3 separate regions of the Homo sapiens genome follow, and regions 1 and 3 are each linked to region 2. The links are chromatin loops, found by intact Hi-C in ENCODE. Cell type or tissue: endothelial cell of umbilical vein. All regions are shown on one strand. Links, peaks and the distances in the headings refer to the core of each region. The heading gives the core; the rest is flanking DNA. Region 1 overlaps MIDEAS (mitotic deacetylase associated SANT domain protein). Region 2 holds the start of LINC02274 (long intergenic non-protein coding RNA 2274). Region 3 holds the start of LOC124903345 (a long non-coding RNA gene).

Region 1 (10,332 bases), core at 3,131-8,130, 74 kb after region 2:
TCCTGTGTCTAGAGTCCCCAGAGAAAGGCTGCCCAGGGGTGCCAAGACCTCTGACAGAAGAGGGGAAGGGGAATGGGCCCAGTCCAGGAATCTTCAGGTTGAGAGCCCCTCTCTTGCATTTGGGTCTCCCAGAAGAAAACTTTGCTCATGCTGGGGTGGGGACAGCCACAAAGTGGCTGGGGGTTTCCAGCTTATCCTTCTAATCCTGTTTCAAATGCCACTTCTGAAGGCTGTAGCCATCTTCTGAACACTCATTTCCACCTTATGTAGTTATTTGTGTACATACTGCAGTGTGGTGGTCAAAAACAAAGACTCTGAGTTAGAGTTCCTATACAGTATCTCCTTCATAGAGTTGCTGTGAGGATTCTGTGAGTTAGTATACGTAAAATGCTTAAAGCACATTTCAGTATTTGGTAGCCTCTGCTTGAATGGGTCCCACAATGCTGCTTGGCATCTAGTAAGTGTTTAGTGTTTTTTTTTTTTTTTGGTTGTTAGAGATAGGGTCTTTCTCTGTCGCCCAGGCTGGAGTGCAGTAGTGCGATCTCAGGTCGCTGCAATCTCAGCCTCCTGGGCTCAAGCAATCTTCCCACCTCAGCCTCCCAAGTAGCTGGGACTACGGGTACACATCACCACACCTGGCTAATTTTTCTATTTTTGTAGATATGGGGTTTTGCCATGTTGCCCAGGCTGGTCTTGAACTCTTGGGCTCAAGAAATCCACCCACTTTGGCCTCCCAAAGTGCTGGGATTACAGTCTTGAACTACCTCACCTGGTCTTAGTGCATGTTAGTTGAACAAATTAGTGAAAGATCTCCATCAAAAAAAATGTGTACTTGTCATGTGTTGGGCCCAGTGAGTCCCTGCTCCTGGAACCTCCTCAGATTGCATCACTGGTTTCAAAAATGTCAGTCCACCGTGGGTGATTCTGGGGCTGGTGAACCCAGTTTCCTGGCACTGCCCTGTAGCTGGCCTTGTGGAGTGCATGTGTCGGTCATCCTGACCCTAAGGGGACCTCAGGGTGAAAGAGTTGTGGAGCCATCTCCCTAGGGATCTGCTAGCCTGGGCACTTCCTTTGGTCAGCCCAGATTGGCACCCTTCCTGTGTGTGTGCAGGCGTGCATGCATCAGTACAGAAGCAGCCTGGGGCTCCATTCTTCCCTGACTCACTGCAGGTGGCAGGAAGCAGAGCCAGTGGCCGCATTCTGTTGGAGGAATTGCTTCTTTCTGCACATGAGAACTCTTGACTCTGGGACTGAAAAATTGCATGCTGGGCCGGGGCTAGGGTGGAGTAGGCTGAAATCCCCAATTCTTACTAAGGGACCTGCATTTGCATTCGAAGCAACATTCAGGATACTGTGAGACTATGAGCTCATTTTATGAATCAGAAGCATTACAGCATAACTTTAATGTTGGAAACTGCAATTTGGAATCCAGATCACCCTCCCTCCACCTCAGCGCGCACGCGCGCGCGCACACACACACACACACACACACACACACTGACATGGGCTCTCGCAGTCACACACTTGGGAGCAATAATAGTTGGAGCATCAGTTCAGATTCTGGAGGCCTCCAGCAAAATTCATCCACACCGACTTCTGCTTCCACACTCAGAACGCCGTTCCTGGATGGTGTGTGGACAGTCACTTGGGCAGTGACTGAAGGAAGTCTGATGGGTGCGTGGGAATGAGGCCTGGGCAGACCTGAGTTCATACCCCAGCATCTCCTCTTGCTGTGTGGCTTTGGGCATTGCTTAACTTCTTGGGCCTCAGTTGCCTCACCTGTAAAATGTGGATGATACTAGTACTTCATAGGCTGTGAAGATTAGACAGGATTATGCATGCAGAGTGAATGACACATACTAGGTATTCAACAGATGGCAACTCTCATTTCACCAGTTCCCACTGGATCCAGTGTGTTTGCCTTTGACTCCTATCAAGGAAGAGAAAATGAAGGGTGTCCTGTTTATAGTAGGAAAGCAATCTACCAGGCCACTGAAGCTTGTATAAATGAAGTTTATTGTGCCCTGGGAACAACAGCTTGATCCACTCCACCCTAGACATGTGGCCCAGACCCAGTGTCTGTGTGCCTTTGAGAGGGACTGTGGCCCTGCAGCCGAGGGTTGAGGGCCCAGCTTCCCAGAGATCAGATTGTGCTCTCAGGAACCTACCCGCCCAGGCCCCAGGCTGAGCTGCTCACGTGGGTGGGCAGGAGGAAGGCTGCTTTCTCAGCCAAGGAAAAAAAGTCCCCTGTTTGCTTCACCTGAAGCCTCGCAGTGTGACCTCGCAGGAGGTTTGGGTAGAGCCAAGGGTGGGAGTTTTTCCTTAAAGACTGCTTTGGCTCTTTTACCCATTAAAATTATGTGCAACGGTGAAGGAAACACCAAGAATTATATAAGAAGAAAGTTGCCACTGTCAGAGGAGAGCCGGAGTTGTGCTGGGGTGGGGCTGGGGGTCTCCCTGAGGGCTGCAGTTGCTGGCTGTCATTCTCGGCTGGTGGGGAAGAGCTGGTGGGGAAGAGCCGGGGCTTGGGGCTGAGGCTTCCCTGGCAGCCGCCCTTGCTGTTGCTCTTCCTGGAACACAGCCTCGTGCTGTGGCCAGCCAGGGAAGGTGCTCCCTGTTCCCTCTGCCTTTCTCCCAGCCGCAGGGAGCTTTCGTGGTGAGAGCATTTTTTCCAGGCAGTGCTTCTTCCTTCAGGAGTCCTGGGAAGGAAGGAGAGTGGGGAAAGCACAGGGCAAGGTTTATCCCAGTTAAAGCTTGGATGGAGAGAGTGAGCTACAGTAGGCTTGTAGCTGGCCAGAAGGGGCTTCTCTCTAAAGCCGCTCAGCTTCTCTGGGGAATTGGAATCCAGACAAGAAGGAAAATGGTGAGAGATTTTGATTCCCTGCTTTTCCCAGTAGTTGGGCAGACAGAGGACCCTATCCAACTTACCGTTGCCAGAACTTGCCATTTCTTTAGTAGGTAAGGCCCCCATAGCTCAGAAATGGGCTTAAGTGATAACTTGCAACCCCGAGACGGCATGTGAGCTGGCAGTTCCTGGCACAGATCCTCCTCCCCTCCTGGCCTTCCTCTGTCTGAGGCCCCAGCTGGTCTTGGGTCATAGTCCTAATTCCAGAGCTGGGAAACCATTTGGGACATCTAGTCCGAATCCTTCATTTTCAAATGGGGAAGCCGAGAGGTGGTGAGATGCTTGAGGTTGTAAAGACTGTCTCCACTTTCACTTTGGGAGGGTGGAAAGGGACTGCTCCTGTGTCCTGCGCCTGGTGGCTGCTTCTCCCAGTTTGGAAGCTGGGAGGGCAGCTTGAGCGCAGGAAGAATCCAAAGGAATACTGTCTTGGCTCCTGGGTGTGGCTCAGTCCTCAGCTGGCTCCATAGTTATTTATTTGTTTGCATGTGCGTGAGTGAGTCCTGTGGTTGGGAGGCTGGATCTGAGTGAAAGCAGAAGTACCCACACTGTGTCAGCTGTGCAGCACACAACGGGGGACAGTTGGGAGGGGAAAAACGGGGCAGAGGCCCATCTGCATGGTGGCTGCTAGTTGTGCTTTCTGTCCCTGTTGCAGTGCTTGCACACTTGAGTGTAAACAGCCCTTCTGTGTTGCTAGCAGCTGCCTTTCCTTACTGGCTTTGGGCAGAAGAGGCGCCAAAAATAACCAGGCGGGCACTTCCACTTGTGGGACATTTACTGTGGTGGCCTCTGGGCAGGCTTGCTTGCTTTCTGTAGGCCCTGTGTCTCTGCCACACTGGAGTCCCTTCTACTTCCTGCAGCCCTTCCTCAGCCTCCCTCTGGCCATCGCACCTTCCCCTTTATTGCTCTTCTTAGAGTGAATCCAGGAGGTGGCGGCTCATCCTTTGGGCCTGGAAGCTCTGCCGGTATTATCTGGGAAATACCCTCATCCCCCTGTATCCCTGTAGGCAGGCCCTGCTGGCATAGCTGAGTTTAAAGGAGGCCTGTGCTGGGTGCCCTCTGGACTTTCTGGCCAGACCTCTCTCTCCTGGGTCTGTAGGCCGGAAGCTCTGCGTGCCTGCAGAGCCCCACACTGTTGCTAGGACTTTGAGTCTCCCTGTCCCGCCCTTGCCTGGCCAGCCTTGCTCTCAGCCAGCTGTGGAACTGGAAGAGTTGGACTATTCATTTCCTCCAAGGTGTTAAAGACTGATAACGATGTCTGAGCCACCCCTACCCAGCAAGGGAGACAGGAAACACATTTATTGAGTGCGTACCCTGTGCCAGGCGGCGCTTCATCTATGTATTACCTCATTGAATCCCACAATAACTGAGATGAAACTGTTGTGCCCATTCACCAATAGGGAACCCCAGGCTCACAGAGGCTGGTGATTGGAGAAGCCAGCACACATTGCCCCTGACTACTTTTACCCTGCAGCTCCCACACTTCCTCCGGCTATTTTCATGTGCACAAGGAACAATGCTTTGATCCTTGGTATGAAGTGCTGATAGTAGGAATTCAGGCACCATTAGACTGGCTGGTAGGGGAGATATCTTGGGCTGGGAAGGGTGGGGAAGACCTCCCTGCTGCCTCCCTCTCCAGATGCTTCACAGGGCAGCCAGGAGCCCAGCCTTGAGCCCTGAGGCCCTTCTGTGGAGGACTCAGCTGTGGGCCTGGGGACTGCTCGGCCAGGCACATGCACAGGAAGAGGGGAAAGGCTTGGTTTCAGCTTAGTGTGGGCTTCCTGGGGACCTCCCAAGTGTGTCCTCCCCCTTAAAGGTATCCCAGCCTCTGAGGTACTGAGAACAGCTCTGGGGAATCAAAGGCTGGGGCTAGGTGGAATCTTTGGTCTCCCTTCTTGGCTGCTGGGTCTGACCTGGGGCCCATCATTCCAGCTGGCTTGGCCCAGGTCCCAGAGAGTCTGGTTGGTGTGTACTTGGGGCTTGGGCTGGATGCTCTGCTGTGCCCGCATGCTGTGCCAAAGGCCTCTGGGTGTATTTCAGGAACAATAAAGAATAAATCAACATAGGAGAAAAGGCCCTGCAGCAGCTGCTCAGAGACTGGAGAAATGCAAAGAATGTGTGAGCCTTTGGCAAAAGTCTTGCATCTTGACCAGGGCCTGAGGAAGGGCGTGAGGCTGATGTGATGGCTCTGGAGTCAAATGGGCGTCTGTCTGTGCCCAGTTTGCAGCCCTTCTAGGAGGCCCCAGGCAGCCACACTGAGACTCCCCTCCCTCTGCTGGTGGCAAATTTTTTTGCTTCCTGGTCGCTAGCATGTACTAGGGAGCCATATTGCCCCCGTTCTTTACTCTCACACTACACTGCCAGACACCGACCCATCCAACCCCCAAGCACCAGGTGGGTCTTGGCCCTTTCCAGCCCTGACCAGTCAGGAGAGCCTGGGTTGATGAAGACTTGGTAGGCTTGACACACATGCTACACCCCCTGCTTTACCTCCCCCAGACGAATGTCAAGGACCTGGCAATGCCAGGTCTAGGGGTGCTAAGTGTGAGAACATCTACCTGGGAGGCCGTCACTATAGCTCTGCTCAGGTAGTCAGCCATGTGTCCTTAGGCAGGTCATTTTACCTTTGAGGTCTTGGTTCTATGAGCCATGAAATTGAGGTTTGGACAAATGATCTTTGGAGTGAGTGGGCACCTCTGTCTCCTCTACTCGGGATGTGCGATGAATATATTTTATTTAGGAAGTTAAGTTATTGGGAGAAGCAACACTCTGAGAGCACCATGTGGAGATATGGGTGGCTGTGGCTGGGGGCTAATGCTCAGTGTCCTGAGTGGGGGAACCCAAGCAGAGACCTGATTTGACCCAGAGCTCAGGGTGCCAGGAGAAGGGACAGGAGCCTAGACTCCATGGGGACTTGAGTTATCTGACAAGCAGGGGAGAGCCAAGACTTTATTTATTTTTTTGAGACAGAGTTTTGCTCTTGTCGCCCAGGCTGGAGTGCAGTGGTACGATCTTGGCTCACTGCAACCTCTGCCTCCTGGGTTCAAGCGATTCTTCTGCCTCAGCCTCCCGAGTAGCTGGGATTACAGGTGTGCGCCACGATGCCTGGATAATTTTGTATTTTTAGTAGAGACAGAGTTTCTCCATGTTGGTCAGGCTGGTCTCATAAACTCCTGACCTCAGGTGGTCCAGCTGCTTTGGCCTCCCAAAGTGTTGGGATTACAAACGGGAGCCGCTGCATCCGGCCTGGCTTTATTTTTAAAGAGCTGTTGGCTAACCTCAGTTGTGGGGTTGGAGGGTGTGGAAGGGGTGTGACTTCCTCTTAGGCAAAGATGCCGAGCCCTCCACAGGTTGGCCCACTGGAGGTAATCACCTGTAGCCTCTTCACCTTCAAAGCCACTCACCTGCCCGGCCTCTCCCACCCACTTTACCCGACCAGCCACATCTCAGAACATCATGGTGGTTTTCAGGGGCTGAAGCTGCTCTCCAGGGAGCAGACGTGAGCAACCCAGAGGCTGCTGCTGTCTATCCCAGGCAGCCTGGTGTGACCTCCAAGTCTGAAACTCTTGGGGGAGGAAGTTTGCAGAACAGGCAGGCCTAGGTGCCAGTCCTGGCTTTGCCTCTATACTGCTGTGACCTTAGGCAAGTGATTTGACCTAAGGTCTTCTCAGATTTCTTGTTTAGAAAGGAGGAGTAATAATACCTACCTTGATGGCCTGGTGTGGTGGCTCACGCCTGTAATCTCAGCACTTTGGGAGGTTGAGTTGGGAGGATCCCTTGAGGCAAGGAGTTCAAGACCAGCCTGAGCAACAAAGTGAGACTCCATCTCTACAAAAATAATAATGATAATATCTACCTTTCTGTGAGATGATTACACAGGATAATGTGTGTAGTGTGCTTAGCACCATGCCTGGCACATAGTAGCACCTTCAATGGAAATTTTGGAGGTATTGATGAAGCCTTGTTTGTGTGATGTTGGGATAAACCTTGGCTCCATGCTTTGCCCAGTGTCTTGCCAAGTGGTGGGGCCTGCCTAAATGGAGGCATGAAGCATTGTTATTGGAGTCCTTGATTTTGCTCCTGGCTGTGTGTCCTCGGACGAGTTTATTTCCTTCTCTGGACTGCTCTGTGGAACGAGGAATTGGAGTAGGTAAACATTGACATCCCTTGATATTTGGAATCTGTTCAGCTTTCCCAGCTGGGCCCTGCTTTGCCAGTTGGCTCTGAAGAGAGGCCCAAGCCACCTTTCTCCATGTGGCATGGAGGCTTTTATTCCAGAGTGAGATGGTGCTGAGCCTGCAGCCTCCAGCTCACCTCTGCAGTCCCCCATACCTCAACACCCTTTGGGCTCTCTTGGCTTCCAGGGGCTTTTACAGATACCCCCAGTCTGGAGGGGAAACTGTTTCTGGCTGACTGGGGCTAGGATAATTTCTTAAGAGGAGTGTTAATAGACCATGCTGTGCTTGGAAATGCCCCCAGGGAAGAGCAGCAGCTCCGGAGCTGGCTTTGTGAAGTTCTCAAGTGTAGCATTCCTTCTGAGGCCCACCGGTGTAGATTTCAGATTTTTCTGGGAGGGTGGTGGAAAGAGCAAGGACTTGGAAGACACAAGATAAAGATTTGAATCTTGCTTCTGGCTCTGTAACAGCAGAGCCTCAACTTCCCTCTGGAGAATGAGGACATAAGACTCCTCCATAGGAGGTTTATAAGCATGGATTCGAATTTGTAGAGGACCCAGCCCAGCGAAGTACTCGTTAGCTCCCTTCTTTTGGGAAGGATCTGTCTTTTGGATATTTTGTAGATTGGCCATGGAAGTGGAAATATTTGCCTGTGGCCATTTTTCCTAGGGAAAAGCAGGGCTGCCTGACAAGCTGTTGCAATCCCAAAGGCCTCTCCATCCCCTAGTTGTTTTGATGTCGGGATCAAGCTTGGGGTCAGGTTCAATGTGTGTCTGGGAGAGGGGATACCCAGGCCTTTGCAAGTCTGAGCTCTGCGGCTGCCTAGGACTGTGACACCGAAGGTGTGGAGAACATGGGCTGAGGAGGGAGGGGCCTTTCTGAGCTGAGAGAACTTGGCAAGTTACTTTTAACCTTCGTTTCCTGTAAGTTTCCCAAATTTCCTTCGGTTATTGATTTCCAATTTCAACCCGTTTTGATTGGAGAACATACTTTGAGTGATTTCAGTCCCTTTAAATTTGTTGAGACTTGTCTTATGGCCTAATGATGATCTATTGTAGAGAGTGTTCCTTGTGCTATAAATATACATATATATATTTTATATATATATTATATTATATAATATATAAAAAAGTATGTATTTTTTATTTTTTCTGAGACTGGATCTTGGTCTTTCATGCACGCTGGATTGCAGAGGCATGAACACGGCTTACTGCAGCCTCAACCTCCTGGGCCCGAGCAATCCTCCTGCCTCAGCTTCCTGAGTAGCTGGGACTATAGTGGCCACCACACGCAGCTAATTTTTTTTTTTTTTTTTTTTGTAGAGACACGGTCTCGTTTTGTTGCCCAGGCTGGTCTTGAGCTCCTGGGCTCAAGTGATCCTCCTGGCCTTGGCCTCCCAAAATTTTGGGATTACAGGCACCACTGTGCCGGGCCTGCTCTTTTTTAAAAAGAAACAAAAAAACAGTTCACCTACAGCTGCAGTATCTGTGTGCTCTTGAGAAGAGTGTGTATTTGTGTGTATTTTGCTGTTGTTAGGTGGAGTGTTCTATATAGGTCTTCCAGGTCTAATTGGTTTATAGTGTCTAAATCTTCTATTTCCTTGTCGATCTTCTATTTAGTCGTACTGTTCGTTGTTGAAAGTAGAGTGTTTTCTCTCTCTCATGTGTATGTATAAAATAACATGAAAAAAAGTAGAGTATTGAAGTTTCCTACTGTTATTTGAGTTGTTCATTTTTTCCTTTCAATTCTGACAGTTTTTGCTTCATGTATTTTGGGGCTCTGTTGTTAGGTACATGCATGTCTATAACTGGTATAGCCTCCTGAGGGACGGACACTTTGTTCATTATAAAATATTCTTTGTCTATAATAACAGTTTTTGTCTTAAAGTCTATTTTGTCTGATTTTTTTTTTTTTTTTTTTGAGACGGAGTCTAGCTCTGTTGCCCAGGCTGGAGTGCAGTGGCGCGATCTTGGCTCACTGCAGCCTCCACCTCTCAGGTTCAAATAGTTCTCCTGTCTCAGCCTCCTGAGTAGCTGCGATTACAGGTGCCTGCCACCACATATTTTGTCTGATATTAGTATAGCCATTCTAGCTGTCTTTTGGTGACTGTTTACAATGGTATCTCTTTTTCCATCCCTTGCTTTCTTTTTTCTTTTTTGGTACAGAGTCTCACTGTGTTGCCCAGGCTGGAGTGCAGTGGCGCAATCTGGGCTCACTGCAACCTCCACCTCTTGGGTTCAAGCAATTCTCCTACCTCAGCCTCCCGAGTAGCTGGGACTGCAGGCGTGTGTCACCATGCCCTGCTAATTACTTTCAACCTATTTATATCTCTGAATGTAAAGGGTGTTTCTTTTTTTAATGAAATTGCATCTTTTTTAAAGAAGTCTGTTCTGCCATATAATTGCATATTTTTTTAAAAGTCCATTCTGCCAACCTCTGCCTTTTAGATATTTAATCCATTCACATTTAAAGTAATTATGGATAAGGTAGGATTTATGCTGCCATTTTGTGATTTGATTTCTGTATGTCTTATGTCTTTTTTATTCTTTTGTTCTTCTATTACTGTCTTCCTTTATGTTAAATAGATATTTTTGAGTATACCATTCCTGGTCTGTAAATAACGAGACACAGAACAGTAAGGGTTAAACAAAATGCTGCCTGCAATGGACTTAGCACAGTGCCTGGCAAATAGTAAGTGCTCAGTAAACATGGGCACTCAATTGGGTCCCAGGCGTGGTAAGAGCCACAGTTAACCCTAGGACTGGCTGAGAGCAGAGTCCCCTCAGGGCTCTGTGCGACCCCTCATGTCTCCTGGGCAGGCCATAGCACTCTGACAGGTAGTGCCTTTGGGGAATGGGGAGTGGTGGGTCCTGGGAAACTTCACTATGCCAGGCTGTGGCCCTTTAGCCCTTCCCCTGCTCCAGTGCATGGGCACCACCTGGCTGCTTGTGAAGCATCCTAGATTCCCCATCGTGCTCTTCCCACCCCCGACCCCCACCCCACCAGACCCATGAACTAGTCTCTCAGGGTGGGTTTTATTGCACACACTGAGGTTTAAGAACCACTGCTTGACATCCACACAGACGGGTATTGACACAGTGACAGAGAGAGACCTGGTTTGGGGTCAGGAGGCTTAGATTTGAATCTTGACTCCTCAGTCATGAGTTCTGTGAACTGGGACAAGTTACTTTCAGAGCCAGCCTTTCTCGTTTCTCAGTTGGAAATAAGTGGTTATGCAGATAAGCAGTACTCTCG
Region 2 (10,332 bases), core at 3,040-8,039:
CTCAAAAAAAAAAAAAAAAAAAAAATAGATAGGATTGTTTCTGTTTTGAGCCTATTATGAACAATGCTGCCAAGAACATTCTTGCACCTAAATCCTGATACCCTTGTGCAAGAGCTTTTGTAAGGTGATGGCATCAGGGGGCTTCCCTTTAATCAGGGCTTAGTGCATTCACGCTTTTCCCCTGTCTCCTCTTCCAAAACCACCTCTCAGGAAAGGATTAGAAGTTCACTCATGTTAAGGTATAAATGGCTGAGAAGGATTAACATGTAGTCTCTCCCATATAACTGTGAGGTGGGGACAAAGGAATTAATTTCTAATTGTAGAATTTTAGTATCATGCCGGGCGCGGTGGCTCACGCCTATAATCTCGGCACTTTGGGAGGCCGAAGCGGGCGGATCACAAGGTCAGGAGATTGAGACCATCCTGGCTAACACAGTGAAACTCCGTCTCTACTAAAAATACAAAAAAATTAGCTTAGTGTGGTGGCGGGTGCCTGTAGTCCCAGCTACTTGGGAGGCTGAGGCAGGAGAATGGCGTGATCCCAGGAGGCGGAGCTTGCGGTGAGCCGAGATTGGCCACTGCACTCCAGCCTGGGCGACAGAGCAAGACTCCGTCTTAAAAAAAAAAAAAGAAAAAAAAAGAATTTTAGTATCAAGAGATTGGTGGAGAGAAATCCATTAAGTTAGCCCTAAAAAAAGCATCACATGGTTGTAATACCATGAACCAAGAAAATGAAAAAGAAAAAATCCATATAGACAACAACAACAAACCAGCCAAGGTGCTATACTCTACTTGAAAGGTCAAAACCCACATACAAGAAACGAAGTCCCGCTGGGCACAGTGGCTCATGCCTGTAATCCCAGCACTTTGGGAGGCTGAGGTGGGTATATCATCTGAGGTCAGGAGTTCGAGACCAGCCTGACCAACATGGTGATACCCCATCTCTACTAAATATACAAAATTAGCTGGGCGGGTGGTGCGTGCCTGTAATCCCAGCTACTTGAGAGGCTGAGGCAGGAGAATCGCTTGAACCTGGGAGGCAGAGGTTACAGTGAGCCAAGATCACACCATTGCACTCCAGCCTGGGCAATAAGAGCTAAACTTCGTCTCAAAAAAAAAAAAAAAAAAAAAAGAAGAAGGAGAAGAAATGAGGTCCTGTCTCCGAGGATCAGTTGGTAGTTAATGGCTAAGCTAACTGGTGATAGAGTGGTCAAAAGTAAGTCCTCAAGGCCAGATACCTGCACTTGAACCTCAGCTCCATCAGCTAGATGAGTCACGTTCTCCCAGCCGCAGTTCCTCTTCTGAGAAATCGACATAATGAGAGTACTGACCTCATCAGGCTGTTGTGAAAATAAAATAATGACTGAATCACATTTCACACAGCGCTTTCCGTTTAGTAAGTGCTCAAATAGTATTGGGCATCCTTCTTATTTGTGTTATTTGATGCTGAGTGTGAGCACTTTCTCTGTGTCAGGGTAAGCCAATGATCTGAGTAGGGCTTGATAATGCCATTGGAGAGTCTGACAAGATCAAAGTGTAAATGGGAGAGAAGAGGAAAAGAAGGAAAGAAATGAGAGCCACATATCTACTGGCAAAAGGAAAAGTGCAAAATTTCCAAGGGCAGGCTGCTGAAGGCCTGCCAGAGCGGGTAAGTGGAGAGGCTGGGCCAGAGAGGCAGAGGGGCTGCTCACCTAGATCAGGCCCAAGAAGCGGTTTGAGTGGGTCTCACTGTGTCAGGATAGAGAGGTCAGGTGTAGTCAATACATGAATAGGAAGGTGCAGGGCAAGAAGTAGGTCAGACAACAGCAAAGGTGTGCATGCCCACAGGATTGCTGTAGATCAACTGGAACTGAGGCCTGTGGCTTGTGATGCAGCTGTGGCTAACAGCTCCTATGCATGCTGATGGCTTCACGTCTCAAGCACCAGTGGAGTCTCTCAGCTTTTCTGCTTCAGAATTTTCTCCTCAGCTTGGAAGCTTGCTCAGTCCAACTTGCAGATACAGCCACAGAAGAAAGGGGCGGGAGCTGGGTAGTAGGGGAGTGGGAGAGTGCCAATGGAAGATGAAGGTTGCTGGATAAATGTCCCAACCTCTCACACTTCAGCAGGACAATTTTGGGTGGTTTCTATATGGTTCTTCAAAAGTGTGCAGGGAGATTGAGCCAATTGTCCACAGTGACAACCCAGCTCAGTAATGTATCTTTCATTGGCTTTCCGTCCTTCCTGTATCACTCTCCTCTCTCCCTCCCCGTCTTCCTTGGATATCTTCCCAAGTAAACTATTGTCACCCAAGTTCTTGTCTCAGGGTCTGCTTTAGGAGGCACCAAACCTAAGTTGTTTTATTACTAACACAAATCTGAAGCTGAGATTCCAAAAACTGAAACAAAAACTAACTTAAATAGAATGTAGTCTTGATGTGGGGGCTCACGCCTGTAATCCCAGCACTTTGTGAGGCCAAGGCGGATGGATCACTTGAGTCCAGGAGTTCAAGACCAGCCTGGGCAACATGGCGAAACCTCATCTCTATAAAAAAATAGAAAAATTAGCCAGGTGTGGTGGTGCAGGCCTGTAGTCCCAGCTACTTGGGAGGCTGAGGTGGGAGGATCGCTTGAGCCTAGGAGGGTGAGACTGCAGTAAGCCACCATCATGCCTCTGCACTCCAGCCTGGAAGACAGAGCAAGACACTGTCTCAAAAAAATAATTAATAATAAACTAAAAATAAATATAATAGAATGTTGAAGAAACATGGTCTAAGTGGAAATTAGGAGTGATTTTGCCAATGGAAAATTTCAAGAACTAATAGATCCTGTTCCAGCAGGTGTGACTAGAGAAAGAGGGAAAAAAAAAAAGAATAGAGTCAAAATCATTGTATAAGCTAGATGTGCTCAGATAAACCAAACGTGGGCAGGCATATGAATAGAAGAAAAAACAAACTGCAGGAGTATTAGAAGAAAATGTAAGCAATCCTGGGAAAATAGTCCTCAGAAATTCTCACAAAGGACCATATATGAGGTTGTTCATTACAGGGTTGTTTGTGGTAAGGGGAGTTGAAAGCTCCAGGGGCTCGATGCTGGGGGAAGGGATGAGGGTAGCAGTTAGAATCAAGAAACTGAGGGTACCATGGCTATGTGGAAGGGCTGTAAAACAGTGCTGAGAGAAGACAGTCAGAATAAGGCCTGTGGCACAATATCATTTACCTAAATACATATATATAAAAAAAATTTTATTTATTTATTTATATGCATATATATGCATGTATATGTATATGTATATGCATATATATGCATGTATATGTATATGTATATGTATATGTATATGTATATGTATATGTATATGTATATATTTTTGAGATGGAGTCTCGCTCTCTCGCCCAGGCTGGAGTGCAGTGGCATGATCTTGGCTCACTGCAACCTTCACCTCCTGGATTCAAGTGATTCTCCCGCCTCAGCCTCCCGAGTAGCTGGGACTACAGGCACGCGCCACCACACCCAGCTAAGTTTTGTATTTTTAGTAGAGATGGGGTTTCACCCTGTTGGCCAGGATCATCTCGATCTCTTGACCTCATGATCTGGCCTCCTTTACCTCCCAAAGTGCTGGGATTACAACGGCCACCGTGCCTGGCCCGAGAGCCACCACGCCCGGCCACATATTTTATAAGGAAACATGCAAATGCTATAAAACCTATCAAATGCATTACTGTGTTGTGTATGGTGTATTGGGGGGATGGGAATGGGAAATGGGATAAAAGGGAATAAACAGACAAAGATATGTCTCACACAGACCAATGCTGACCATGAGGAATGTGAGCTGAGGAGCTGAGGAGCAGATTAACTCGACTGAGGTCCAAAATGAAAGAAAAAAAGTACAGGGAGATAGTATTATAACCTCCAAGTACGGAAGGCCTCAAACAAGGTATAAAATGCTAAATACAGCTGGGCGCAGCTGCTCACGCCAGTAATCCCAGCACTTTGGGAGGCTGAGGCGAGAGGATCGCTTGAGCTCAGGAGTTCAAGACCAGCCTGGGCGATTTATTGAGACCTAATCTTCAGTAAAAAAAATTAAAAAATTAGCCAGGTGTCGTGGTGTAAACCTGTAGTCCCACCTATTCGGAGGCTGAGGTGGGAGGATTGCTTGAGCTGGGGAAGTCAAGGCTGCAGTGAGCCATGATTGCACCACTGCACTCCAGCCTGGTGAGGGAGCAAGACCCACTCTCCATTTAAAAAAAGTAAAATAAAATGTATACATGCTAAAGTAAAAATTATAACTACTACATGCATAAAAAGACATCTGGCTGGGTGCAGTGGCTCACGCCTGTAATCCCAGCACTTTAGGAGGCCAAGGCGGGAGGATCACTTGAGCTCAGGAATTTGAGATCAGCCTGGTCAACATGGTGAAACTCTGTCTCTACCAAAAATATAAAAAATTAGCCAGGTGTGTGGCGTGCGCCTGTAATCCCAGCTACTCAGGAGGCTGGGGCAGGAGAATTGCTTGAACCCGGGAGGTGGAGGTTGCAGTGAGCTGAGATCATGCCACTACACTCCAGCCTGGACGACAGAGCGAGACTCCATCTCAAAAAAAAAAGACATCTATTAGGGTGTCAACACAGCATTTTAGTAACAACTAGAAATTGAAAATGAAATGGTTAGTGGTGTTCCATTTCTACCATAAAATACTATGCAGGAGTAACAAGAATGAGGTGGACCTGCATGTACCGAGAAGGGGCACAGAGTGCTAGGAGGCCATTCTCAGGGTCACAGAGGGTTCTGCTTGCCTCACTCTGGTCCTGACCCTGCCAGGGTATATCTATAGAGGAAGAAGCAAGTCAAAGAATAAAAAAAGTGACCAGGCACAGTGGCTCACGCCTATAATCCCAGCACTTTGGGAGCCCAAGACAGGTAGATCACCTGAGGTCAGGGGTTCAAGACCAGCCTGACCAACATGGCAAAACCCTGTCTCTACTAAAAATACAAAACTTAGCTGAGCATGGTGTGCACGCCTGTAATCCCAGCTACCCAGGAAGCTGAGACAGGACAATTGCTCGAACCCGGGGTGGGGAGGGCAGAGGTTGCAGTGAGCTGAGATCACGCTACTGCATTCCAGCCTAGGTGACAGAGCAAGATTCCATCTAAAATAAAATAAAATAAAAATAAAAGAATAACAAAAGTCTGGGCAACATAGGGAGATTTTAAAAATACAAAAATTAGCTGGGCATGGTGGCACATGCCTATGGTTCCAGCTACTCGGGAGGCACAGGCAGGAGAATCACTTGAGCCCAGGAGGTCGAAGCTGCAGTGAGCTGTCATCGTGCCACTGTGCTCCAGCCTGGGTGACAGAGTGAATCTCTCTCTCAAATAAAATAAAATTAAAAAGAATAAAAGTACAATACAATTAGTACAATACAATATAATTAGTACAATACAATATAATTTGTACTATAAAAATGGCAGGGAAATACCTACTATGTATCCACAGTTTTGTGTTTTTTTTAATGGCAGGGAGACACAAAAAGAAATTTATAATTTGATCTGTACATTCTACACATACATCAGTGTCTAGAACGAAGTGTGCAAATTAAAATAACTATATATGTTGAATACGAGTGTAGGGAGTATGAAAGGATTGCTACATGATTAGTTGCTCCATTTTAAGATCTTCCAGAACAGTTTTGAGCAGTGAGGCCAGTTTTTCCAAATGTCTCTGGGTTCTGAAACACTCATCTCTCCAGGGTCCTATCCCTGGAGAAACGCTCAGGCCAGAGCCTGCACTTTCCAGAGCTGCCCATGGGGGGGCAGAAGCACCTATGTTAGCCGGCTGCCCTGGCAAACTGCCCTGTGACCTGGAATTTAGGGCTGGGCCCCGCCTGCTTCATAGCCATTAAGGCTGATTATTAAGTTTTTCTGCAGAGCAGCGATTCAAATATGTGCTCTTGGCTGCATATTTTCAAAATTCTGAACATGCAATTGAGTTAAAAGTAACGACCTAATTTTTTTTTCAAAATAGAATTACCCTACTTTCTTTCTTTATGATTATAAAAGTAAAAATATACTTACTATAAAAACTTTTTTGGAAAAGTATAAAATGAGAAAAACACATTTTTATTACCTGGATAAAACATTTTAATGTATTTCTTTTTGTACACAAACACTTTACTAAAAGATTTATTCATACTATACATATCATTTTATAGCTGCTTCATTTCAACTGGATCAATAACACCTCACTGGTATCTTTTAAGGGCTCAATGGTAAATAAAATTTACATACATGTTATTAACCTAGTTATTTCCATTAAAGCATCCTAACACTCACTGAGATGGGCCAAGGCCAAGACCCATGCCACTGTTTGGGCTTTAGATCTGGTAATGCTATTCTGACCAGAGGGCCTGGCATTTCTGTGAACAAATCAACAGTGAAGGGACCAAGTGCTTCCCTGGATCCACACTTCTGAATGGCTGTGGAGTTTTGACAGCCAAGTGCTTTGTGGTCTTTTGTAGGTTCCCTCACACAGTGGCTTTTTTTTTTTTTTTTTTTTTTTTTTGAGACAGAGTCTCACTCTCTGTTGCCCAGGCTGGAGTGCAGTGGCACGATCTTGGCTCACTGCAACATCCGCCCCCAGGTTCAAGCAAGTCTCGTGCCTCAGCCTCCCTAGTATCTGGGACTACAGGCGCCAGCCACCACACCCAGATAATTTTTGTATTTTTAGTAGAGATGAGGTTTCACCATGTTGGCCAGGCTGGTCTCAAACTCCTGACCTCAAGTGGTCTGCCTGCCTTGGCCTCCCAAAGTGCTGCGACTGCAGGCATGAGCCACCGCGCCCGGCCACACAGTCACGACTCTTTGAATAATGAATGTGATTTCAATTTATTAGATAACAGAAAATAGATGCACATCAGCTTCAAAAATCTCCCTTGGAAAAGTGATCGAGCTGTCTATGTATTGTGTGGAGTGACTGACTAGAAAATGAAGTCTTTGGATTGCCAGATTTTAGCTGCTTCTCCCTTAGGGGAAGTGATTATCTCATTATAGAAATGTATAAATGTAGCTCTTGCTAACTACATTGTTTGGGGAGGTTTGATTCAAAAAAGAATAAAGCAATGGCTTCATATGCAAAGACATGTCAGATTTAAACTGTCTTTCTTTCTGGCCCTGTTCTTCCAGGAGTGCCTAGAAAACTTAACCAGATAAAAAATAGTTTGGGCTGGGCACAGTGACTCACACGTGTAATCCCAGCACTTTGGGAGGCCAAGGCGGGCATATCCCTTGAGCCCAGGAGTTCGAGCAACATGGCAAAACCCTGTCTCTAAAAACAAATACAAAATACAAAAAAATTAGCCAGGCATGGTGGCACGCACCTGTAGTCCCAGCTACTCAGGAGGCTGAGGTCAAGGCTGCACTGAGCTGTGATCATGCCACTGCTTTTCAGTTTGGGCGACAGAGTGAGACACCGTCTCAAAAAAAAAAAAAAAAAAGAAGTCTGATTTTTTTTTTTAAAGTGAATTGTTTCTTGTTTTGGAAGGGATTCAGATAAATAAAAAGTTAAAGATTTGCCAACAAATACGAGAACAAATACACCATTTGGAGGGGATCAACTACCATACATATCCAATGCCCAAGGAAACAAAAACTAATTTTGCCCCCAACTTACAAAGATCAATGAATACAGAATTCAGAGAGAAAGTGTGATATTATTTTCTCAAAGGCATAATGAAAAATTTCCAAACCCAAACATCTTGGCAGACAATGGCTCAACTGAATAATCAAAACCCCAGGAACAATGGGCCACAGATGCAGAAAGGGCCCTGGGTGGTCAGGTTTGTGGTGGGGTGACAGCTTGCCAAGCAGCAAGGGCCCCTCTGAAGAGTTCTGCAGTTGTATTCTTTCTTCCTCAGGATTTAGGTCACAGGAGATGGTCCTGCTTTAAACCACCAACCTTCAAACCACCTCCAAAGCTGTCAATGCCTGGAGGAACTCCAGTCTTTGTCTGTGGTAGGGCAGACAAAGCTGACTGGAAGTTGGAAAGCATATTTTATTACATATGTGTTTGTTTTTTGACAGGATGGAAGGCAAAGGTTGTTGAAGTTATGAATGTCTGTTTCACAGAACTAAATATGAACAGCTTTATTAAGGAGATGGCTCATCCCAGGATAAAGACAGCAACAGATGATATAGAGAAGATTACACCAAACAAATCTGCTGTAAACTGCATTTACCCTTAGGAGATGATAAACTAAAGATGAAGGGAAGGGATAATGAATGAATGTTAAGAGCTAAAAACTATAAAACTCTTAGAAGAAAATATAGCAGTAAATCAACAAAACCTTGGATTAGGCAACAGTTTCTCAGATATCTCATCAAAAGCACAAGCGACAAAATTAAAAAATAGATAAATTGGACTTCATCAAAGTAAAACTTTTGCGTTCCAAAGAATACCATCAAGAAAGTAAAAAGACAACCCACAGAATGGAAGAAAATATTTGCAAATCATATATCTTAAGAGAATTGTAGCCAGAATATAAAAACTCTCACAACTCAACAATAAAAAAACAAATAACTCAATTTTGAAAGTGGACAAAGGGATAGACCTACAAATGTTCAATAAACACATGAAAAGATACTCAGTATCATTAGCCATCAGGGAAATGCCAGTCAAAACCACAATAGATACCATTTTATGCCCACTAGAATGGCTATAAGATAGATAATACTAAATTTTGTCAAAGATTTGGAGAAATCAAACCCTTACACATTGTTGATGAGAATGTAAAATGGTACACAATTTTTGGAAAACAATCTGGCAGTTCTTCAGAGTTAAAACAAAAAGTTACCTTGTGACCTAGCAATCCCATTCGAAGAGAGTTAAAAACATATTTTCCAACAAAAGCTTGTACATGAATGTTTATAGCAACATTATTCATTATGGCCAAAAAGTGGAAACAGCCCAAATAAATGTTCCTCAGCTGATGAGTGGGTAAATAAACGTGGTATGAACTTATGTTTTATTTATTCATTAAACCATAAAAAGCAATGAAGTACTGATACAGGCTACAACACAGATGAACCTTGAAAACATTATGCCAGCCTGGGCAACATGGTGAAACCCCGTCTCTGTCAAAAAAATACAAAAGTTAGCTGGGTGTGGTGGTGTGTGCCTGTAGCCCCAGTTACTCAGGAGGCTGAGGTGGGAGGATCGCTTGAGCCTGGGAGGCAGAGGTTACAGTGAGCTGAGATCACACCACTGCACTCCAGCCTGGGCGACAGAGTGAGACCCTGTCTCAAAAATAAAAAGAAAAAAAAAAAAAGAGAGAGAGAGAAAACAGTAAGCTAGCTGGGTGCAGTGGCTCATCCCCGCAATCCCAGAGCTCTGGAATCCCAGATGGGAAAATCGGTTAAGCACAGGAGTTTGAAGCTTCAGTGAGCTGTGATGGCACCGCTGCACTCCAGCCTGGATGACAGGGACTCTGTCTCAAAAAAAAAGAAAAGAAAAAAGAAAGAAAGAAAGAGAGAGAGAAAGAAAGAAAGAGAAGGAAGGAAGGAAGGAAGGAAGGGCCAGGCGCGGTGGCTCACGCCTGTAATCCCAGCACTTTGGGAGGCCGAGGCGGGCAGATCACGAGTTCAGGAGATCGAGACCATCCTGGCTAACACGGTGAAACCCCCTCTCTACTAAAAATACAAAAAATTAGCTGGGCGTAGTGGCGGGCACCTGTAGTCCCAGCTACTTGGGAGGCTGAGGCAGGAGAATGGTGTGAACCCGGGAGGCAGAGCTTGCAGTGAGCCGGAGATCGCGCCACTGCACTCCAGCCTGGGCGACAGAGCGAGACTCTGTCTCAAAAAAAAAAAAAAAAAAAAAAGAAAGAAAGAAAGAAAGAAAGAAAGAAAACTTTATGCTAAGTGGCTAAGTGAAAGAACCCAGGCTGGATGTGGTGGCTCATGCCTATAATCCTGGCACTTTGGGAAGCTGAGGTGGGTGGATCGTTTAAGCCCCGGAGTTCAAGACCAGCCTGGACAACATGGTGAGACCCCATCTCTATTAAAAATTTAAAATCTGGCTGAGCGTGGTGATGTGTGCCTGTAGTGCCAACTACTCAGGAGGCTGAGGTGGGAGGATCGCTTGAGCCTGGGAGGTTGAGGCTGCAGTGAGTTGTGTTTGTACCACTCTACTCCAGCCTAGGCAGCCTAGGCGACAGAGCGAGAGACCCTGTCTCAAAAAGAAAGAAAGAAACCATACATAGAAGACCCTGTCTCAAACAGAAAGAAACCATATATAAAAGAAACCATACATAAAACCATACATATTGTATTATTCCATTCATATAAAATATCTAGAATAGGCAAATCC
Region 3 (10,332 bases), core at 2,334-7,333, 85 kb after region 2:
CCTGGCTATCCCAGCTTCCCATGGACACCCTGTGGGCATTTGTGGGGCTATGGGGGAGGGAGGCAATCAAGGTAGAAGACTGGACGGAGCCCTGAGAGTGCCTCATAAGCCCTGAAAGGATTCCTCTCTTACACATCCCTTTAAAAGCATCTCAGTGGTTGGCATTTTTACTGTGTAAGCTCAAACTTCAGGCAGCTTGAACCCTGGCCAAGCTTCTGATCCTGAGCAGCTTGATGGCTGAGACCCCTGGGACTCGTGACTCTCTGGCCTGTTGGCCTGGGCTCTGCTTTTCAGAGCTGAAGTTCAGTCCAGAGAAGTGATGGTCCAGGGACTGTCTGGATTGGGAATGGGCCGACCATAGGGCCTCTTGCCTGCTCTCTCATGCTCCCAGGGAAAATGACACTTGTGGGAGTCAGATCCACGTCTGTTGTATCAGAGCCTCCTTGTTTGCAAACCCCTTGAGAATAGTGCTTATGTGTCCAGTGGCTTGCAGAAATGGGGTACACTGGCCTTTGTGTGAAGTCCCAGTTGGTGGGGGTGCATGTAGCATTGCAGATGGGGTCCAGAGGGAAGGTTTGTCTAGGGCCTGGGCAACTCTAGCTGGCCCAAGATGGCAGTTCCAGGCCATTTACCGAGTCTGGCTATAGCTGGAGACCCCAGAATGTCTGAGAGAGCTTTTCAGGATGTGAGCCCAGATGAGGGGGCCAGCTGGGCCATGCTGTGCTCCTCTGGTGGGGGTGGCAGGGACTTGTTATGGCTCCCTGGCATCCTGGCCAGACCTTAGTGTCTTGAGGTCCAGCCATGTCAGGGCATGAGGTAAACAGACCCACAGGCTTGTGTCCCTGGCCACTGTCTAGGTGGGGGTAGAAGCCTAGAAAAGTGGGGTGGAGGGCAACAGTGGAGCTGGCACTTTTCCAGTTGGCCTGCATGTGTTGTGGGGCAGCAGGTGACAGTCAAGGGCAGGTGGCTTGTGGGCCAGCAGGGAGAAGGACTTGTGTTCCACATAGGTGTAGAGGGCCTGGGGCCAGGGGTAGGGTGGGATCCCGGGCTGGGCCTTTTCACTTCATCCCAGCATCTTGAGGAGCTCTCATGTGCACCAGAGAGCCCAGAAGTCAGGAGCAGGCAGGAGCCCAGGGCAGGAATGCGGGCTGTGTCGCCTCTGCCCAGGTGTGGCTCTGACTCACCTTGGGCGCAGTCTTGAATGAGCATCCTGACAGGCAGATACAAACCAAGTGCCAAGGTACAACGGTCTGCCAACCCTGCCCCGTGGAGCCTGCTGTCTGCTGGGGATGACAAAGCAGGCACCTGGGATTTAGTGTGCCATATACAGTGTGTTATAGGGGCTTGTAGTTCAGCTCCTGTCTCAGCTCTGGGGTCAGGTTTCCCAGTGGAAGCAGTGTCTGCAACCTGAAGGATTAATAGGACCTGGCCTGATGAAAAGAGTGAGAAGGTGTCCTAGGAAGGGGTACAGCCTGGCCAAAGACCTGGAAGCAAAGCGAGAAGAACACGTTGGAGGCCCTGGCTCAAGCACAGACTGTCGAGAGAGGTGGCAGGAGCCAAGGTCTGCAGGGACTTGTGGACAGGGCAGGGAGTTTAGACTTTGTCCTAAGACAGCTCAGAGAACTGACTCGCCTGGAGACTCAGTTTGGGCCTGTCTTGCCCTTGGGTGACAGACCCATGATCTTTGACTCCCCTCTTCCTAGTGCTGAGCTTGTGGGGCCTGCCCAGGCTATAAGAGTGGGAGCTTGGAGCATTAGCCTCCAAGGGCAGGGGGCCCTCGGGTCAGCTGTTATCCCCAGGTCAGAGCTGAGCCCCCGCAGCTGCTGAGATCAACTTGGCATCTCCTCCCTGGTCTGTGTGGCCTTGACTCACAATAGTCTTTTTTCTCAAATGGACACACTGATTGCCCCAAGCAGACTGGTGAGTGGCCCTGGTCCCACAGTGGCCACAGTCTGGCCCCTTGCCCTGTGGTGATGGCTCTCTGGCTTCTCCTGGGGTCAGCCAGCCAGTGTTGGGTGTGCAGCTGGGCTGCCGATGGCATTTGGGGAGCAGTGTGTGTTTGAGCTGACATCCCAGGAGAGCTGGTGTCACCATCAGCATTGAACACCCAAAGGCCTTTCCAGCACCTTCCCCTCATGTGTCTGCAAAACATATATGTGGGGTCAGCACTGTTTTTTATTTTTTTTTCCTGGTGCACACTGCTTTCTTCTATAGAGAGTAAGTGCTACTCACCATAGAACTTCCTGAAAGCCTGCTAGGTCCCAGGCCTTGGTCTTGATTGTTGCCTTGTCTTTGGCCCAGGGGTACCTGTGGGTCTGGTCAAGGATTGGTTGCTGCAGAGAGGAGCCTGGAGGAAGGGAAAAGTGAATAGAGCGTGACAGTCAAACAGACTGACAGGGCGGGTTGCCGTGTCTGGGGCCCCGTGGTGACTGTGGGTTTCCTTTTGCAGTGTTCCTGCATCCGTTGTCAGAGGCCCTGCAGCTGGTCCCAGGGCTGAGCTGCTGGCAGGAGTTCCTCATGACATCCTCTTCCCTGCAATCTCAGGGACTAGGCCCACAGGTCAGCAGCCTTTGGAGGTGTCGTCCTTCCTCTTCCTCACTGTGAGGAAGGGCAGTTTGATTTCCATCTGAGGGACAGGGCAGCGGGGGTGGGGTAGAAGAAATGAGAGGAAGTGGCGCAGTCCTGACCCCGAGTTGCAGGCTGGGAGAAGCCCATGGGGTCTGAGAGCTGGAGGCACCACCAGCAGCAACTGAGCCCGGGGTGGGGTTGCAGGAGCTGGAGAGTCCAGGCCTAGATCGGGGGCTAGAGTGGCCAGTGCAGGAGGAAGTGTTTCAGGCCTCCCTGCAGGTAGACCTCACACATCTGCTGACCCCTCTGTGGTGAGACCTTTTCCTGCTCTCCCTTCCTGGAAGGCCAAGGGTCTCAGCTGTATTTGGGGAGAATGGGAGAGAGTACCTGCCAAAGGTTCAGGCAGGGGTAAGGGGCTTCCCAGTGCCAATGAGAAGGGATATCTGATATCTGTGTCTAGAAAATCCTTGCTTGGAGGTGGTGTAGAGTGTGCTGTGGAAGGGAGGTGTATGAAGAGGGGTCTGGGGTCTTAGTGGCATATCTTGGGGATAAGGAAGAAGAGCTTGATCTTAGAGTCAGACAGATCTGGGTTCCAGTCTTGGCTCTGCAACATAATGACTGTGTGACCGTAGGCAACTTACTTAGCTCCTCTGAGCCTCATCTAGCTAACCTGTAAATAGAGGTTAAAATCGCAACTCCTGCCTTATAAGGCCATGGTGGGAATTTAAAGGATATAAAGCACGTAGGATCTGCCTGGCACGGGTGCACCATCACCATCATCATTACTCCTATGACTACTTAGTGCCCTGCTGCCTAGGTGTGCCTCTTCACCCTTCCTCCCAGGCTGCCAGTATCTTCCACTCTTCTCCCCACCCCCAGCCGATGACCTTTCTTCTCTGAGGGTCCCAGGCCTGACTGTCTGTGCCCCTGGCACCCTTAGCTCTTCGGTGAGGGTGACAGGGAGGCCTCTGCAGCAAGAAGTTTCTGGGGTGATTCAGCCTTCCCCAAACCAGGCCCCCTGATTTCTTCAAAGCAAGTCCCTGTCTGAGCTTCAGAGGCTGCTGTGGTATCCTGAATGATGGCCCTCCTTGATGTGCAGGGTGGGAGTGGGAGGCTTCCCAGCTGAGCTCAGCTCCTCCAGGGCTGACCATACAGCTGTGGGTAAGCCCCTGTAAGACCTGCATCTGGCCTCTGGCCCCTGCCCTGGGCAGAAGCAGGCTTGTCCTGGAGCCGCAGGCCCCGCCTCATCTCCTTCTGAGCAGCCATCCCCATGGAGGGGGCGCACCCCTCCATCAGGTTCACACTGGCACGTGCATCCAGGCCCACCCGCCACGTGGACCTTCCCTTGCTCCAGGCCTCAAGCCCGTGCTGTGGCTCACAAGGAGACAGGGCTGTGATGAAGGGAGGCGTGAGTGTGTGTGAGCGCCCACTGGAGGGGCTCGCAGCCCCCTGGAGGCACGTGGGCTTGCCAGGCTGGCGCACATTCTTCCTTTCTCTGTCTTGCTTCTGCAGACACGCACTTCTAGTTCTGTGGGCTTGATGTTCCCTCGGAGAGGCGGAGCCAGACAGTCCCACCCTGCAGCTTCATGGGGGTGCCCAGGGTGATTTTCAGTGCAGGGTTTAGCTTTTGGGTTCCTGCTCTGAATTAGGTTGGCTGTCAGGGAATGCGGGTTTAAAAGCAAGAGAAAGGTTGTTTCTGCAGCCCGCAGCTCTGCACTTCTTGTCCAAATCCCCCCACTCCCCTCTTGCTGGGGGTGAGGGTGACTTGGATGCCCTCCTAGTCTCTGTGCCTCTCCCTCCCTCCAGCTTCATATATGAAAAGACAAAGGCTGCACACGAGGAGGGTCTCTTACTCTCTTCAAGGCCCAGGAGCTGAGGAAGGAAATGGAGGAGGAAATTACTCCCCTTCTGGGTGCTGGGTGAAAGTGAAAGATAGGGAGGGGGCCCTCAGTGAGTCACGCAGGCGGGCAGGAGGCAGGCAGGCTCCAGGAGCACAGGGGCTGGGGAGCTGCGGAAGCCTGCAGAGGAGCGATAGCCTGGGAGGGGCATTCCTGGTGCTGGGGGTGGGCCGAACTGCAAACTGGGTATAGTCGGGACCCTGTGCCCGCCCAGCCCTGCCCTCCGCTGCTGCTGGCTGGTTTCCTGGGAGCGGCTGGGGTTGCTAACAATGACCTGTAGCATCTAGGGCCTGAGATTTCCTCTTCAGAGCCGCCCGAGCTGTTTTCCCCTCTTCCTAGGGACCAGAATCTTACTGGGGAAAGAGGTGGGCTATGTAGCTCCCACCCCCACCAACTTCCCAGGAAAAAAACAAAACCCAAACATCACTCTGAGGGAAAGAAAAGTCTTGAAAAATACATGCAAGCAGCTATGCTATAAAATACAGGTCTAGATTCTGTTCTGTAGCGACTGCTTTAAAAAATCAAGTTACGAAACAAAAATGGAAAAACTGTGTACTTAAGTCATGACATTATCGTGGAGAAACCTTCTGGAACTGAGTTCTAGCAATCTGCACCCTCTACGATCTGAGTTACACTATTTGCCAGGGGCTCTTCGGCAGTGGAAGGGGCAGGGGTCAGGCAGGGGCGGGGTCAGCTGCTGACCAGCTCTTGGCCTGGATCCTGCCTCCACCCTGCCAGGGTTGCAAAACAGGTTCTGTGCTAGTTTGGGAAAGACTCTGGCAGCCACAGCCCCACCCAGCAGCTCTTCCCAGGGGTGGGGCTAGGACTGCACACACCCTTCTGGGGCCTTACCTGCAGGCCTTGGTGAGCCTGACCCTGGGCCCCTGACTCTACAAGGGTCTGTTGGAGCTCCTGACTCTGGGGCTGCACAGGAGGAGTGGCCACGTCGGGAATGACCCTGTCCTCTCCACTTCCCGAGCCTGAGATGTGCTTGGAGTGTCAGAGGAGGCACTGGCTGGACAAAGATCCTTCTGGGTCTGGTGGGAGGCTCCTGCATAGACAGATGTGTGCCAGGAGGACTAGGCCTGGCTGCCCAGGGGGCTAGGGCCTGGGTAAGAGGAGAGGGGAGCCAGTGTGGCTTTTGCTGCCTCTTTCTCAGCTGGGCTGGAGGGGCTTGGGCTGGATGTCAGCTCCACCTGTGCCTTAGAATGTGCCTATGCAGTGCACAAATAACACAGACAGATGCAGGCAGTCCTGGAGCGGAACCAGGAGGGTGAGGTGGTGGGACAAGAGAGTCACAGTGCCCTGGGAGATGCAGCTGATTCTCCTGCCCTCCTGGCAGCTCCCCAAAAGTCCTGGCTCCTGCCTCACCAATGCTGCTCTGTGACTTGGGGCCTGTCCCTGTGATATGAGGTGGTGGGACCGAAGGCCCTTGGAGCCCCTTTTCTTACACTTGTGCTGATGTTCGGGGCATCCTGGGAGGCTGTGGCTGACACTGTCACTGCTCTTCCCTCTGCAGGTGCCAGAACCCTGTGGAGCATCATGAACTGGGAAGAGTAGCTGAGCCCCAGAGCCTCTCTGGAAGAGAAAGGAAGAGCCAGCAGTTCTTTCTCCCAGTGTCCGACCTCACTGTCCAGCGTCTTCCTCTGCCCCTGCTCTGCCCTCCCTGGCTCCTGGACTAGAGCCCGGCTTCCAGCAGGACGTTTCCCCAGGGGATGGGCGACTGTTGAAGGGGATCTCACCGCCAGGGCTCAGTTGGCCACATCATGAACCTCCAGGCCCAGCCCAAGGCTCAGAACAAGCGGAAGCGTTGCCTCTTCGGGGGCCAGGAACCAGCTCCCAAGGAGCAGCCCCCTCCCCTGCAGCCCCCCCAGCAGTCCATCAGAGTGAAGGAGGAGCAGTACCTCGGGCACGAGGGTCCAGGAGGGGCAGTCTCCACCTCTCAGCCTGTGGAACTGCCCCCTCCTAGCAGCCTGGCCCTGCTGAACTCTGTGGTATATGGGCCTGAGCGGACCTCAGCAGCCATGCTGTCCCAGCAGGTGGCCTCAGTAAAGTGGCCCAACTCTGTGATGGCTCCAGGGCGGGGCCCGGAGCGTGGAGGAGGTGGGGGTGTCAGTGACAGCAGCTGGCAGCAGCAGCCAGGCCAGCCTCCACCCCATTCAACATGGAACTGCCACAGTCTGTCCCTCTACAGTGCAACCAAGGGGAGCCCGCATCCTGGAGTGGGAGTCCCGACTTACTATAACCACCCTGAGGCACTGAAGCGGGAGAAAGCGGGGGGCCCACAGCTGGACCGCTATGTGCGACCAATGATGCCACAGAAGGTGCAGCTGGAGGTAGGGCGGCCCCAGGCACCCCTGAATTCTTTCCACGCAGCCAAGAAACCCCCAAACCAGTCACTGCCCCTGCAACCCTTCCAGCTGGCATTCGGCCACCAGGTGAACCGGCAGGTCTTCCGGCAGGGCCCACCGCCCCCAAACCCGGTGGCTGCCTTCCCTCCACAGAAGCAGCAGCAGCAGCAGCAACCACAGCAGCAGCAGCAGCAGCAGCAGGCAGCCCTACCCCAGATGCCGCTCTTTGAGAACTTCTATTCCATGCCGCAGCAACCCTCGCAGCAACCCCAGGACTTTGGCCTGCAGCCAGCTGGGCCACTGGGACAGTCCCACCTGGCTCACCACAGCATGGCACCCTACCCCTTCCCCCCCAACCCAGATATGAACCCAGAACTGCGCAAGGCCCTTCTGCAGGACTCAGCCCCGCAGCCAGCGCTACCTCAGGTCCAGATCCCCTTCCCCCGCCGCTCCCGCCGCCTCTCTAAGGAGGGTATCCTGCCTCCCAGCGCCCTGGATGGGGCTGGCACCCAGCCTGGGCAGGAGGCCACTGGCAACCTGTTCCTACATCACTGGCCCCTGCAGCAGCCGCCACCTGGCTCCCTGGGGCAGCCCCATCCTGAAGCTCTGGGATTCCCGCTGGAGCTGAGGGAGTCGCAGCTACTGCCTGATGGGGAGAGACTAGCACCCAATGGCCGGGAGCGAGAGGCTCCTGCCATGGGCAGCGAGGAGGGCATGAGGGCAGTGAGCACAGGGGACTGTGGGCAGGTGCTACGGGGCGGAGTGATCCAGAGCACGCGACGGAGGCGCCGGGCATCCCAGGAGGCCAATTTGCTGACCCTGGCCCAGAAGGCTGTGGAGCTGGCCTCACTGCAGAATGCAAAGGTGAGAGTGGCATGCAGTGGAGCCACACCTGGCAGAGGGCATCAGGCTGATAGGTGGGCGGCTGCAGGATTTGCTTCTTGCCTAGGGAAAGCCAGACTTTGCCCTAGCCAGCTGCCTGTGGGAAAACAGTACAAAGACCACCCTTCACCTTGCCACAGGGTTCTTGCTTACTTTCTTTTGCAGAAATATTTTTTGAATAATTAGATACTATTTCAGATACAGATAGATACAGATCACCGGGTTCAAGTGATTCTCCAGCCTCAGCCTCCCCGAGTAGCTGGGATTACAGGCGCCTGCCACCATGCCTGGCTAATTTTTGTATTTTTAGTAGAGACAGGGTTTTACCATGTTGGTCAGGCTGGTCTCGAACTCCTGACCTCGTGATCTGCCTGCCTCAGCCCCCCAAAGTGCTAGGATTACAGGCGTGAGCCACCGTGTCCAGCCAGAAGCACTTTCTATAGAAGAGAACAGTGTGAGGCTAGGCGCAGTGGCTTATGCCTATAATCCCAGCACTTTGGGAGGCCAAGGTGGGTGGATCACTTGAGGTCAGGAGTTGGGAGACCAGCCTGGCCAACACAGCAAAACCCTATCTCTACCAAAAAACACAAAAATTAGCCAGGTGTGGTACTGCACGCCTGTAATCCCAGCTACTGGGGAGGCTGAGGTGGGAGAATCATTAGAACCTGGGAGGCAGAGGTTGCAGTGAACCAAGATTGTGCCACTGCACTACAACCTGGGTGACAGAGTGAGACCCCCTGTCTCCAAAAAAAAAAAAAAAAAAAAAAAGTGGTCGGAGAAAAGGTAGTCAGGGAAAAAGGTCAAGTTGTGAGACCACTGGGAGCCACTGTGGGTGTTTGAGTCCCGTGACTAAATGGGAATGAGGGTCCTAGATCAAATCAGAATTTATCTTTTATTTGTTTATTTATTTATTATTGAGACAGGGTCTCACTCTGTCACCCAGGCTGGAGTGCAGTGGTTCGATCTCGGCTCACCGCAGCCTTAACTTCCTGGGCTCAGGCAATCCTCCCACCTCTGCCTCCCAAGTAGCTGGGACCACAGGAGTTTGCCACCATGCCCAGCTAATTTTGTTTTATTTTCTGTAGAGACGAGGTGTCACTATGTTGCCCAGGCTGGTCTTGAACTTGTGGCGTCAAGTGATCCTTTAATCTTGTCCTCCCAAAGTGCAGGAATTATAGGCGTGAGCCACTGCGCCTGGCTATGACTTACCTTTTAAATTGCACTTCTGTTCCCATCTTGTCCAGGATGGCAGTGGTTCTGAAGAGAAGCGGAAAAGTGTATTGGCCTCAACTACCAAGTGTGGGGTGGAGTTTTCTGAGCCTTCCTTAGCCACCAAGCGAGCACGAGAAGACAGTGGGATGGTACCCCTCATCATCCCAGTGTCTGTGCCTGTGCGAACTGTGGACCCAACTGAGGCAGCCCAGGCTGGAGGTCTTGATGAGGACGGGAAGGGTCCTGAACAGAACCCTGCTGAGCACAAGCCATCAGTCATCGTCACCCGCAGGCGGTCCACCCGAATCCCCGGGACAGATGCTCAAGCTCAGGTATGAGAGGCGCCCCTTCTAAACACCTCCAGCGCGTGAGTGCTCAGGGGGCCCAGGACCCTATGGGGAAAGGAGAACATGGCAATGTAGGAAGGTATCAGGGAACCTGTGGAGATACTATTTTTATTTTCCAAACCAAACTTCTGGACAGACGTCCAGAAGGGGCATTTGGAGATGTCCCCCTCCTAATGGGGGATGAGACAGTTTTATACTTGAAATTGAAACTGCCTAGAATTGAATTCTAGGTTGTGTACATCTCTTTTTCCAGATCAGCAAATTCTGATTTGGCCCGTGCTGGGTGCTGGGAATGAGAGGTGTTTGCTTGTACTGTCACTACTGAGATCTTGACATCTTTTTTTTTTTTTCTGAGGCAGAGTCTTGCTCTGTCACCCAGGCTGGAGTGTAGTGGCGCAATCTCGGCTCACTGCAACCTCCGCCTCCTGGGTTCACACCATTCTCCTGCCTCAGCCTCCCGAGTAGCTGGGACTATAGGCGCCCACCACCGCGCCCAGCTAATTTTTTGTATTTTTAGTAGAGATGGGGTTTCACCATGTTAGCCAGGATGGTCTCGATCTCCTGACCTCGTGATCCGCCCACCTCAGCCTCCTAGAGTTTTGGGATTACAGGTGTGAGCCACCGCGCCTGGCCGACATCTCCTTCTAAGATTGAGGTTTTGCCTACTTTTTCTTTAGGTTCTGTCATCATTTGTTTTATACATTTTGATGCAATGTTATTAGGTGCTCATTTAGAACTAGGTTAGATACTTTATGAAGTTTCTTTTTATCTTAAATATTCTTTTTGCCTTTTATTCTCATTTTATTCTTATTTATTTTATTTTATTTTTTTGAGATAGAGTTTCGCTCTTGTCCTCCAGGCTGGAGTGCAATGGCGAGATCTCAGCTCACTGCAACCTCCTGGGTTCAAGAGATTCTCCTGCCTCAGCCTCCTTAGTAGCTGGGATTACAGGCATGCATCACGAAGCCTGGCTAATTTTCGTATTTTTAGTAGAGGCGGGGTTTCACCATGTTGGCCAGGTTAGTCTTGAACTCCTGACCTCAAGTGACCTGCCCGCCTTGGCCTCCCAAAGTG

Evidence for each region. A loop is a pair of places that touch in the nucleus more often than their neighbours do. Peaks named below come from ENCODE experiments on the same cell type or tissue, not always from the same donor. Only the 100,000 strongest peaks of a DNase experiment are listed, where the experiment ranks them.
Region 1: a loop joins it to region 2, with 4 times the contacts of the local background. A loop is called at or near these places in 39 of 110 quality-filtered maps.
Region 3: it touches region 2 in a loop (3-fold over the local background); 35 of 110 quality-filtered maps call a loop at or near these places.

Annotation. Positions count from the first base shown.
Region 1 is chr14:73,747,434-73,757,765 of GRCh38, reverse strand. The region is part of intron 1 of MIDEAS (mitotic deacetylase associated SANT domain protein); the gene reads left to right. It overlaps LOC124903345 (a long non-coding RNA gene), which reads right to left. Exons shown (of 3, transcript XR_007064264.1): 3 at 10,321-10,332. Among named protein-coding and RNA genes, the nearest start is that of MIR4505, 6.1 kb to the left of the region's middle. RefSeq lists enhancers at 1,187-1,266, 2,670-2,749, 2,780-2,849, 3,150-3,399, 10,276-10,332 and a silencer at 1,106-1,400. In endothelial cell of umbilical vein, for the core only: a CTCF peak has its summit at 5,188 (motif pointing left); DNase peaks (open chromatin) are centred at 4,195 and 4,955; H3K27ac peaks cover 4,265 bases.
Region 2 is chr14:73,821,212-73,831,543 of GRCh38, reverse strand. It overlaps LINC02274 (long intergenic non-protein coding RNA 2274), which reads left to right and starts at 1,409. Exons shown (of 2, transcript NR_135238.1): 1 at 1,409-1,648; 2 at 8,052-8,985. In endothelial cell of umbilical vein, for the core only: CTCF peaks have their summits at 4,195 and 5,782; a DNase peak (open chromatin) is centred at 5,813.
Region 3 is chr14:73,735,909-73,746,240 of GRCh38, reverse strand. MIDEAS (mitotic deacetylase associated SANT domain protein) reads left to right here. Exons shown (of 13, transcript NM_001367710.1): 2 at 5,986-7,681; 3 at 8,944-9,243. The coding sequence starts at 6,233. It overlaps LOC124903345 (a long non-coding RNA gene), which reads right to left and starts at 8,975. Exons shown (of 3, transcript XR_007064264.1): 1 at 8,909-8,975; 2 at 2,233-2,347. RefSeq lists a silencer at 2,341-2,635, cis regulatory regions at 3,847, 3,837-3,858 and enhancers at 3,763-3,932, 4,926-5,439, 5,440-5,955, 6,470-6,985. In endothelial cell of umbilical vein, for the core only: no CTCF peak of the experiment used is centred there; DNase peaks (open chromatin) are centred at 2,460 and 4,520; H3K27ac peaks cover 4,112 bases.